Regions from separate parts of the Homo sapiens genome. Here region 2 is linked to region 1. A link is a contact called in ENCODE Hi-C or POLR2A ChIA-PET data. All regions are on one chromosome and are shown on one strand. The core of a region is the stretch at or near the end of the contact, and the rest is flanking DNA. Distances in the headings are between cores, read along the strand shown.

Evidence for each region. Hi-C counts contacts between places; a loop is a spot of excess contacts on that map. ChIA-PET counts read pairs that join two places held with the same protein, here RNA polymerase II (POLR2A). Pooled maps may share reads with other maps.
Region 2: a loop to region 1 is called in a map of endothelial cell of umbilical vein, with 7 times the contacts of the local background. The contact joins the enhancer-like site here to the promoter of ECSCR in region 1. A Hi-C loop is called at or near these places in 12 of 168 maps with a recorded cell type or tissue (CD4-positive, alpha-beta T cell, CD4-positive, alpha-beta memory T cell, CD8-positive, alpha-beta T cell and 8 more), 19 of 37 single-sample maps with no recorded cell type and 17 of 50 pooled maps. POLR2A ChIA-PET finds 5 or more read pairs at or near these places in 24 of 52 experiments (AG04450, B cell, BJ and 18 more).

Annotation. Positions count from the first base shown.
Region 1 is chr5:139,460,466-139,466,367 of GRCh38, forward strand. ECSCR (endothelial cell surface expressed chemotaxis and apoptosis regulator) reads right to left here and starts at 2,278. Exons shown (of 10, transcript NM_001077693.4): 1 at 2,145-2,278. The coding sequence starts at 2,205. RefSeq lists enhancers at 460-1,049, 1,050-1,638, 2,228-2,815.
Region 2 is chr5:139,510,401-139,516,302 of GRCh38, forward strand. LOC124901083 (a long non-coding RNA gene) reads left to right here. Exons shown (of 2, transcript XR_007058961.1): 2 at 1-2,534. Among named protein-coding and RNA genes, the nearest start is that of STING1, 31 kb to the left of the region's middle. Within about 2 kb of position 3,296, at least 2 of the 41 ENCODE cell types and tissues checked have a DNase peak (open chromatin) inside an H3K27ac peak, as active enhancers do.

The DNA of each region.
Region 1 (5,902 bases), core at 1,028-3,527:
ACTTAGTTTTTGGTGGGAAGGTACAGGGAAGGCACAGGGAACTGCCTTCCTGCATTTATCTAGAAAGAAAATTATTCAGTGGCTTGGGAGGAGTTCCAAAGTCACAAGCTTCAAGACCCTGCTCTTTCTTTGCCTCTTGCCCCTCCCACTACCCAAACTTTTTGTCACCAACAAAGATTTCTCTGTGGGTAAGGGAGGGACTTAGGGAGCATCTGTGTCTACAGCCGAGGGTGTCTCTGACCACTGGGCCTGCAGATTCCCAAAGAACTCTAGCCACAGGAATTTTTGATTTCCCAGGTCTCCCCTCTCTAATTCTGTCTGCTTTATCCCCTTCTAGTCTATCTCCACACACACCCCTCCCCATTTTTTCCTCAAAAGCATAGTTTAGAAGTTAAAATCGTGGATTTTAATCGAGCCTGGCAAGCCTGAGTTCAAGTCCTGGCTTTGTCGCTGTCTGACCTAGGCCTCAGTTTTCTTTACTTTGAAGTACAAGTGACCAGCCTGGGCAACATGGTAAAACCTTGTCTCTACAAAAAAATGCAAAAATTAGCTGGGTGTGGTGGTGTGTGCCTGTAGCCCCCAGCTACACAGGAGGCTAAGGCAGGAGGATTGCTTGAGCCCAGGAGGTCAAGGCTGCAGTGAGCCATGATCATGCCACTGCAACTCTGGCCTGCGCAATGGAGCAACCCTGTCTCAAAAATAACTAAGTAAAATGCAAGTGGTATCAGTACCTCGCAAGTTGTTGTGAAGGAAGGAAAATGCATATGAAGCACTTAACGCAGTGCCTGACATGCTCAATGAAGGCCAGACACTTTTGTTTTTGCCCTGTTCTCTCAAATCCTCCAAGTCTCAAGTCTGCCCTGCCTCTGGGTATCCGTAGTCAAGTCCCTTTATGGGCCTGAATGTGCTCAGGATTCCTCAGTCCACCAAGATGAAGGAGCCAGGAAATGCTCTGCACACTTCAGGATGAAGGGTTAGGAAACTCGGGGCGGGTGACAGCAGCTTAGGTACAGCCGACACAGGGCATTTGAGAGTGCTGGCACTTGCCTGGGAGAAAACAGTGGGTAGGGAGGCTGGGAAAAGTCTCGGCCTGTGAAAATGCCACCTCATGAGCTTCACCTGCAGTTTCCACAACAGCCTTGTTCCCCAGCCCCAGACCTGTGACTCTGTCATGGAGGGGGTAGGAGGGGATGGGGACAATCAGAGTCTTGTCCTCCAGCCCATGGACTTTTAGAGAAATGCCTGACATCTCCGGAAGCCAGTGTTCTGGTACTCAGGCCCTCTTACCCACCACCGACGAGGGGCCACCACCCCTCCCCATCTGAGCCCTCTTGTGCACTCTTTCTGCTGCTTTGAGCACAGAGGACTTGTAGAGGGTGAGGTGGGGGCAGAGCAGGAATGGTCAAAGGGAAGTTGCTGCCCTGTGAGTCAGAATGCCCTGGACTCGTCATGATTCCCAGCAACTGCTCCCTGATGAGAGGACCCCTATGAGCGGCTTCACAACTCATTGGCTGGCAGAGCCTGTCAGAGAGGTGCCATTTCCAAGTAGCCTCCTCTGGAGGTCATCTACTCTAGCCCCCTGGATGTGAGAATGTTAAGCACATCCTCCTTGGTGAATAGTTCTTTGTGTCTAACCTGAGTCCCTCTTGCTGTGATTTAACTTTAAAATCTACATTAGGAATTCCTAGGTTGCTACTCCTCATGTGAAAGGAGAGAACAGATCCCCTGTGAAGCCCATGGTGCAGAGGATTTGTGTTAGAACAGTTGAGAGAGTGGCCGTCGTCAGCCCTGCCCCAAGATCAGAGGGTGAGGGTCATGAGTAGCCTGAGCACATCCTAGAAGGAGCTTTGGGCCTGGGTCTTGCACTAACACAGCTCCCTCCCACAATTCAGGAGGCCAGCCTTTATGGGGAGCCCAGCTCCCCCAGGACAATTTCCCACAAGAGGGTTTAACCGTAGCTCCATTTTACCCCTGCCTGGTAATCAGGACCCCCCAATCCAACTGATCTTCATGGAAAGGCTCTGGAATTTCCCCTGGGCACAGCCCCTGGATGGAAAGCATGTGTCTCCTGAGAAAGAGACCGATGCCTAGAATGGCCAGCTGCGGAGAGGAATTGCCATGGGAAAGCGGCAGGCACCTCTTACCTCGGAACAGGAGGAAGCCCAGGATCACCCAGCACAGCTGCATGGCTCCTGCGGTGCCCATGTCAGCTGGGTATGTGGCGGGCAGGCAGCAGCTCAGTGGAGGCTCTGTCCATAGTGGAGAAGAGAGAGGGAGTGCTGGGGCGGGATGGGGGTGGGGACTGGCTCTCCAGGAGCTTCCTGTCAAAAGAATAGAAGGAAACACATTGGGACCAGCTCCAGGGGCCCTGCTCAGCCATGTCCAGATGAGGATGTGAGGCTGCAGCAGCGACTGTGCCCACCCAGCATGGCCTCTAGTGCCTATGCACAATGACCAACCATGGCAACCTGGCCCCATCCCCATTCTCTTCCCTTCTGAGGGTCCATCAGGTTCCACCACAGACCGCCTGGGGGTTTTCCTGGAATCTAACACCAATCCCGCCCAGTACTGTTTCAGACCAGGTTCTCCTTTCCCATGATTCAGCCTGGAAGCCCAGCCCACCAGTCACCCATGCTCCCTGGACCCTGAATTCTCCACATTCCTCTCCCTCCTCAGGGATCCCAATGCAGATAGGACTCCCCACATCTTTCAGAGAGGCCCTATACGCATGATTATTATTCCTTTTTTACTTTTTTTTTTTTAAGAGTTGGGGTCTTGGCCAGTAATCCCAGCACTTTGGGAGGCCCACGCCTGTAATCCCAGCACTTTGGGAGGCCGAGGTGGGCAGATCACGAGGTCAGGAGACCGAGACCATCCTGGCTAACATGGTGAAACCCCGTCTCTACTAAAAATACAAAAATTAGCCAGGTGTGGTGGCAGGCGCCTGTAGTCTCAGCTACTGGGGAGGCTGAGGCAGGAGAATGGCGTGAACCTGGGAGGTGCAGCTTGCAGTGAGCCAAGATCGTACCACTGCACTCCAGCCTGGGCAACAGAGTGAGACTCCGTCTCAAAAAAAAAAAAAAAAGAGAGAGATGGGGTCTTGCTATATTGCTCAGTCTGGACTCAAACTCCTGGGTTCAAGTGATCCTCCTGCCTCGGCCTCACAAGTAGCTGGGACTTCAGGCATGTGCCACCAAGCCGGGTATCGTTATTCTTAATAGAAAAGCAAGAGTCCCCCTATTTGAAGCACTCCTCCCTCTGCATCCTCACTGGGGTGAGGTGTCCCCTGTCCTCGGCATCCAGCAGCACTCATCCTTATCCCAGGATTCTCTCTGTTGCAGACTGCAAGCCAGCATTGTGACTTTTTTCAATATTCCTAGGACCTGGCACAATGCCTGCCACATAGCAGGTCCTCAGCACATATTTATTGAACTAAACTCAAAAGATTTAAGGTCAGGGCTGCGCAATGGCTCATGCCTACAGTCCAGCACTTTGAGACGTTGAGGCAGGAGGATTTCTTGAGGCCAGGAGTTTGAGACCAGACTAAGCAACACAGCAAGACCCTGTCTCTACAAAAAAAAAAAAAAAAAAAATTTAATTAGCCAGTCATGATGGTGCATGCCTGTAGTCCTAGCTACTCAGGAGGCTAAGGCAAGAGGACCTCTTGAGCCCAAGAGTTCAAGGCTGCAGTGAGCTATGATCAGAGTGAGACTCCATCACTGAAATTAAAAAAAAAAAAAAAAAGATTCGAAAGCAGAGGAATGTCAGAAACAATCCTACCTCCTTAATATTAATTATATTATTGTTATTAATTCCCTTCCAGTCTATTTGCCTTCCAGTCTTTGACAATATGCATATACATATACAATCATTTAAATGAATGGTATCCTTTTTTCTTTCCTTTTTTTTTGTTTTTTTTTTTTTTGAGACAGAGTCTCTCACTGTTGCCCATACTGGAATGCAGTGTAAGATGTCTGCTCACTGCAGCCTCCACCTCCCAGGTTCAAGCCATTCTCATGCCTCAATCTCCAGCGTAGCTGGGACTGCAGGCTCACGCCACCACGCCCACCTAATTTTTGTATTTTTAGTAGAGACGGTTTCACCATGTTGGCCAGGCTGGTCTCAAACTCCTGACCTTGTGATCCACCCACCTCAGCCTCCCGAAGTGCTGGGATTACAGGCATGAGCCACCATGCCTAGCCCTTTTTTCTTTATTTTCTTAATATTTTATTTTGAAACAGTCACAAGAAAAGTTGGAAGTACATTACACAGAACTTTTTTCCCTGAACTGTTGTTCAGAGTAAATTGTCAACAGGATGCCCCATCACCCCGAATAGTTTAGTGTGTATTTCCTACAAGGGACAGTCTCCTACATAATCACAATACAGCCATCAAAATTAGGAAATTAATATAAATATATTAATACCATCTAATCTTCAGATCCTATTCAAATTTTGACAGTTGTTTCAATAATGTCCTTTATAGCGAAAGGATCCTGCCCAGAATTACTCACTGAAAGTCTCTTCAGTCTCCTTCAATCCGGAATAGTTCAGACTTTCCTTGATTTTCATGGCCTAAACACTTTTGAAGGTTACAGTACAGTTATTTTATAGAAGTTCTCTCAATTTCGGTTTCTCTGATGTTTCCTCATAAGATTTAGGTTATCTAGGCTGGGAGCAGTGGCTCATGCCTGTAATCCCAGCACTTTGGGAGGCCGAGGTGGGTGGATCACGAGGTCAGGAGACTAAGACCATCCTGGCTAACACGATGAAATCCCGTCTCTACAAAAAATACAAAAAATTAGCCAGGCGTGGTGGCGGGTGCCTGTAGTCCCAGCTACTTGGGAGGCTAAGGCAGGAGAATGGCGTGAACCCAGGTGGTGGAGTTGCAGTGAGCCAAGATCATGCCACTGCACTCTAGCCTGGGCGACAGAGTGAGACCCTGTCTCAAAAAATTAATTAATTAATTAATTAATTAATTAATTAAAATTTAGGTTATCTATCTCGGCAGTGACATCAAAGAAGCAATGTTGAGTCTCTCTCTTTGCATCCTATCAAATAATGCATTATTTTTTCCTTTTTTTTTTAAGAGACAGGGTCTCAGGGCTGGGTGTGATGGCTCACGCCTGTAATCCAGCACTTTGGGAGGCCAAGGAGGGAGGACTGCTTGAGCTCAGGATTTTGAGACCAGCCTGGGCAACATGGCAAAACCTTGTCTCTGCTAAAAATTAAAAAATTAGCTAGGTTTGGCGGTACATGCCTATAGTCCCAGCACTCAGGAGGCTGGAATGGGGAGGATGGCTTGAACCTGGGAGGCAGAGGTTGCAGTGAGCCAAGATTGTGTCACTGCACTCCAGCCTGGAAGACAGAGCCAGACCCTGACTCAAAAGGAAAAAAAAAAGAGAGAGAAGGATCTGGCTCTGTCACCCGGACTGGAGTGCAATGGCACAATCTCACTTCACTGAAGCCTTGAACTCCTGGGTTCAAGTGACCCTCCTGCCTCAACCTCCTGAATTGCTGGGATTACAGGCATGAGCCACAATGCCTGGCTCAATTTTTTTTTTTTTTTTCTGCGATGGAGTCTCGTTCTGTCACCCAGGCTGGAGTGCAGTGGCGTGATCTCAGCTCACTGCAACCTCTGCCTCTTGGGCTCAAGCAATTCTCCTGCCTCTCGGCTCACTACAACCTCCACCTCCTGGGTTCAAGTGATTCTCCTGACTCAGCCTCCCGAGTAGCTGGGATTACAGGCACCCACCATCATGCCCAGCTAATGTTTATATTTTTGTAGAGATGGGGTTTCACCATGTTGGCCAGGCTGGTCTTGAACTCCTGACCTCAGGTGATCTGCCCGTCTCGGCCTCCCAAAGTGCTGGGATTACAGGCGTGAGCCACCACGCCCAGCC
Region 2 (5,902 bases), core at 2,046-4,545, 51 kb after region 1:
CTTCTTATGTGGAACACCGACCTATATCTGCCTCCCCACTAACTGGACAGGCACCTGCACCTTAGTCTTTCTAAGCCCCAACATTAACATTGCCCCAGGAAATCAGACCCTATCAGTACCCCTCAAAGCTCAAGTCCATCAGCGCAGAGGCATACAACTAATACCCCTACTTATAGGGTTAGGAATGGCTACGCTACAGGAACTGGAATAGCCAGTTTATCTACTTCATTATCCTACTACCACACACTCTCAAAGGATTTCTCAGACAGTTTGCAAGAGATAATGAAAACTATCCTTACTCTACAATCCCAAATAGACTCTTTGGCAGCAGTGAGTCTCCAGAACTGCTGAGGCCTAGACCTCCTCATTGCTAAGAAAGGAGGACTCTGCACCTTCTTAGGGGAAGAGTGTTGTTTTTACACTAACCAGTCAGGTATAGTACGAGATGCCACCCGGTGTTTACAGGAAAAGGCTTCTGAAATCAGACAACGCCTTTCAAACTCTTATACCAACCTCTGGAGTTGGGCAACATGGCTTCTCCCCTTTCTAGGTCCCATGGCAGCCATCTTGCTATTACTCGCCTTCAGGCCCTGTATTTTTAACCTTGTCAAATTTGTTTCCTCTAGGATCGAAGCCATCAAGCTACAGATGGTCTTACAAATGGAACCCCAAATGAGCTCAAATAACAACTTCTACTGAGGACCCCTGGACCTACCCACTGGCCCTTTCACTGGCCTAAAGAGTTCCCCTCCCGAGGACACTACAACTGCAAGGCCCCTTCTTCGCCCCCATCCAGCAGGAAGTAGCCACAGCGATCATTGCCCAATTCCCAACAGCAGTTGGGGTGTCCTGTTTAGAGGGGGCATTGAGAGGTGAAGCCAGCTGGGCTTCTGGGTCGGGTGGGGACTTAGAGAACTTTTCTGTCTAGCTAAAGGATTGTAAACACACCAATGAGCACTCTGTGTCTAGTTAAAGGTTTGTTTTTTGTTTTTTTTTGAGACAGAGTCTTGCTCGGTTGCCCAGGCTGGAGTGCAGTGGCACTATCTCAGCTCACTGGAAGCTCCGCCTCCTGGGTTCATGCCATTCTCCTGCTTCAGCCTCCTGAGTAGCTGGGGCTACAGGCACCCGCCACCACGCCCACCTAATTTTTTGTATTTTTAGTAGAGACGGGGTTTCACCATTTTAGCCACGATGGTCTCGATCTCCTGACCTCATGATCTGCCCACCTCAGCCTCCCAAAGTGCTGGGATTACAGGCGTGAGCCACCACACCCGGCCAAGGTTTGTAAATGCACCAATCAGCATTCTGTAAAAACGCACCAATAAGCGCTCCGTCTAGCCAAATGTTTGTAAACTTACCAATCAGCAGTCTGTAAAAACGGACCAATCAGCACTCTGTAAAATGGACCAATCAGCAGGATGTGGGTGGGGCCAAATAAGGGAATAAAAGCTGGCCACCCGAGCCAGCAGTGGCAACCTGCTTGGGTCCCCTTCCACACCGTGGAAGCTTTTTTCTTTCACTCTTAGCAATAAATCTTGCTGCTGCTCACTCTTTGGACCCGCACTACCTTTCTGAGCTGTAACACTCCCTGCAAAGGTCTGTGGTTTCACTCCTGAAGCCAGCGAGACCACAAACCCACTGGGAGGAACAACCAACTCCGGACGTGCCACCTTTAACAGCTGTAACACTCACTGGGAAGGTCTGTGGCTTCACTCCTGAAGTCAGCGAGACCACGAACCCATCTGGAGGAATGAAAAACTCCAGATGAACCACCTTTAAGAGCTGTAACATTCACTGCAATGGATCACAGCTTCACTCCTGAAGTCAGCAAGACCACAAACCCACCAGAAGGAAGAAACTCCAGACACATCTGAACATCTGAAGGAACAAACTCCAGACACACCATCTTTAAGAACTGTAACACTCACTGCAAGGGTCTGCAGCTTCATTCTTGAAGTCAGTGAGACCAAGAACCCACCAGAAGGAACCAATTCCGGACACAATAGCTTCTTCCTCCCTTGTGTGCTCCCGCAAGACTGGGCCTTGTCTGCCTCCAGACACTCCGTACTCTCTCTCACTGCTTAGATGGCTCTTTCCATCCCTCTTCCATCCTCCAAACACGCCATCCCTTCCCATGATGCTGCATTTTCCAGTGAGCAGACTAAGCTCAGAGCATCAGCAAAACCCTCCGTTTTTCTTGAAACTTTGAACTTCATGGAAGTTGCTCACCTTCTGCCTAACCACAGGGAAATGGCCCCAGGAAGTCTTCCCAGTCCCCATGTGGGTGAGGGCCTTGCCTCCTGTTCCAGGTCCACCCACATCTTTCCTATTTGGCCATGTCCATGTGTTATTATTACTGTTGGTTTGGTTGTTGGCTTCTTGGACAGACTATAAACCACAGGAGGACAGGCTTCAACCTTATTTATTCTCTGCTATGGCCCCAAGGCCTGGCACACAGCAAATGCTCTGTATAGAGTCATGAATGAGTGAACAAACAAATAAGTGAACAAACAAATAAATGAACAAACTCAGGATACCGGAACAATCCCTTAAACTGCCTGCAGGGCCAGGTTTGGCAGAAGAGCCTTCCTCTTTATGAACACAGATGGCAGAAGTAGGACAAGTCAAAGTGAATGTCAAATTTTTGTTTTAAATCAGGAAGAACCTTCTAATAACATAGATTGCATTGTGAAGTAGTGAGCTGTGGTCACCAAAGGGGTTTACAAGAAGGCTAGTGGGCTCTCTATGAGGAACAGTCTGCAGAAAGAATTCCAGACTGGACAGAGGTTGTGAATTCCCAAGGTCCCACGCCAGCTGGGCTGTTGAGGAAGCCATGAATGTATCTTTATGGCGAGGGAGGATTGAGGAGATAGATTTTTTTTCCACTTGAGGAATTTGGTTTTTTCGTTTGTTTTTGCTTTTTTCAGTTTTTTTGAGACAGAGTCTCACTCTGTCGCCCAGACTGGAGTGCAGTGGCCCGATCTCAGCTCACTGCAACCTCCACCTACCAGGTTCAAGCAATTATTGTGCCTCAGGCTCCCGAGTAGCTGGGACTACAGGCACGTGCCACCGTGCCAGGCTAATTTTTCTATTTTTAATAGAGACGGGGTTTCAGCATGTTGGCCAGGCTGGTCTCAAACTCCTGGACTCAAGTGATCTGCCTGCCTTGGCCTCCCAGAGTGCTGGGATTACAGGTGTGAGCCACCGTGCCCAACTGGAATTTAGGCTGGCTGAGCAGAGCTGGCCAGGTTCACTCATCCATACTTCCCCATCCCAGCCCATCACTTCTCAGGCCTGCAAGAGGCCATGTGACTGGCACTGGTGACACCTGGTGGCCAGTTGGACAAGGAGAGAGACAGCTGTCTATCTGGTTCATGGCTGTATCCCAGGCCTGGCAAAGAGAAGGCTCTCCCCTTTGAGGGATGAATGAATGAATACAGACTAGAAAGAGGAAAAGGAGGAATAGATACTCTCTCTTTAGCCTGGAGACCCACCAGGGCAATGAACCAAGACTGCATGAGAAGGCCAGAAATTCATCTGCTCAGGGTTGTGCAGACAGAAGGGCCTCTGCTCTCTCTTACCTCCCTTGTCTGTGCCTGTCCTGTGTTCTAGGGCACCTGTGAGGCAGGGGAGGGGCTATTTTGGGAAAAGGCTGATGTTAATTAAAGCTGCTTCTGCATCTGAGCTTAATCATGCTCTGAAGCTATGAATAGAGAGACCCGTGGGCTGGGTTGGAAGTGCCTGAGCAACACTCCTTTCAGAGAGAGGACACTGAGGCCAAGAGAGGGCAGGAGCCTGCCTAAGGTTCCAGAGCCAGGACTCCCAGCTCCAATTCATTAAGCCGTAGCACTGGTCACCTAAGATAGAAACACAGAAGAAAACAGTTGGTGTGGAGCCTGGAGGAGCAAGCACAAGCACCCTAGCCTGGCAGGCAGGGAGCGTTAACATCACCACTGACTCCGCCCGGCATGCACCTTTCCTTCCAGCCAAAAAGCCGAGGATCTGTGGGCTGCACCAAGTGTGCATCCCTCCCAACTCACCCAGGCTCCCTCCTCTCAATCACTCTGCTTTACACCCATCCCTTCAAGTGTATGGGCTGGCTTAACCTCTCTGGGCCTCAGTTTCCTAATCTGCAGAGGGATTGTTTGAAGTGTGAAAGAGACTATGTGTCAAGTGTATAGAACAGTATTTGACACATGGTCAGCATCCAGTAAGAACTACAGCTGCAGTCAGGCGCTGTGGTTCAAACCTGTAATCTCAGCACTTTGGGAGGATGAGGCAGATGAATCACCTGAGGTCAGGAGTTCAAAACCAGCCTGGCCAAAGTGGTGAAACCCCATCTCTACCAAAATACGGAAAGATCAGCTGGGCATGATGGCACATGCCTGTAATCCCAGCTACTCAGGAAGCTGAGGCAGGAGAATAGCTTGAACCCAGGAGGCAGAGGTTGCAGTGAGCTGAGATCACGCCACTGTACTCCAGCCTGGGCAACAGTGTGAGACTCCATCTCAAAAAAAAAAAAAAAAATGCCAGGCGCGGTGGCTCACACCTGTAATCCCAGCACTTTGGGAGGCCGAGGCAGGCGGATCACTTGAGGTCGGGAGTTCAACACCAGCCTGGCCAACATGGTGAAACCCTGTCTCTACTAAAAATACAAAAAATTGCTCAGGTGTGGTGGCACACGCCTGTAATCCCAGCTACTCGAAAGGCTGAGTCAGGAGAATTCCTTGAACCCAGGAGGCAGAGGTTGCAGTGAGCCGAGATTGCGCCACTGCAGTCCGCAGTCTGGCCTGGGCGACAGAGCGAGACTCCGTCTCAAAAAAAAAAAAAAAAAAAAAAAGACTGTCTCAAAAAAAAGAAAAAGAAAGAAAGAAAGAACCGGCCAGGCGCGGTGGCTCACGCCTGTAATCCCATCCCAGCACTATAGGAGGCTGAGGCGGGTGGATCACCTGAGGTCGGGAGTTCGAGACAAGTCTGACCAACATGGAGAAACCCCGTCTCTACTAAAAATACAAAATTAGCCGGGCATGGTGGCACATGCCTGTAATCCCAGCTACTCGGGAGGCTGAGGCAGGAGAATCGCTTGAACCTGGGCAACAGGAGCGAAACTCTGTCTCAAAAAAATTAAAAAAAAAGAACCACAGCTGCGATGATCATGTTTATTCTAATTAAGGCTCAATTTAAATCCTTCCCACAACTCCCAATTAAATGGGGAGAAACGTACTTGAGGTCAGGGTCAGAGTTCCTTGACTCTGTATCCAGAGAAGGACCAGAACACAGGGTATAGCGTGGTCTGTGTTGGCTCTAGGCAGCATCAGCTGGCTGGTTTCCTACAGGCTGGGCAGGGACTGGCCCTGCTGTCTGAACCTGGCTTTCTTGAGGCTGTAATGGCTTATTTATCTAGACTGGGCTTGGGATTTCTCTGATGGGTCAAAAATCAGAGAGACAAGGTACTGCTGGAGTACAAAGATGCCATCTGAAGCTGGGCGCAGTGGCTCATACCTGTAATCCCAGCACTTTGGGAGGCTGAGGCAGGTGGATCACCTGAGGTCAGGAGTTCGAGACCAGCCTGGCCAACATGACGAAACCTTGCCTCTACTAAAAATAAAAAAAATTACCCGGGCATGGTGGCGCACACCTGTAATCCCAGTTGCTTGGGTGGCTGAGGCAGGAGAATCACTTGAACCTGGGAGGCAGAGGTTGCAGTGAGCTGAGATCGCACCATTGCACTCCAGCCTGGGCAACAAGAGTGAAACTCCATCTCAAAAAAACAAACAAACAAAAAAAAAGATGCCACTGCTAGCTGCCCTGGATAGTACAGGTAGGACTCAACGCCCCAGTAGAGCGGTAGAGATGGGTCAAGAGGTCCACAGAGACCACAGAGAAGAAAGTTGATATATGC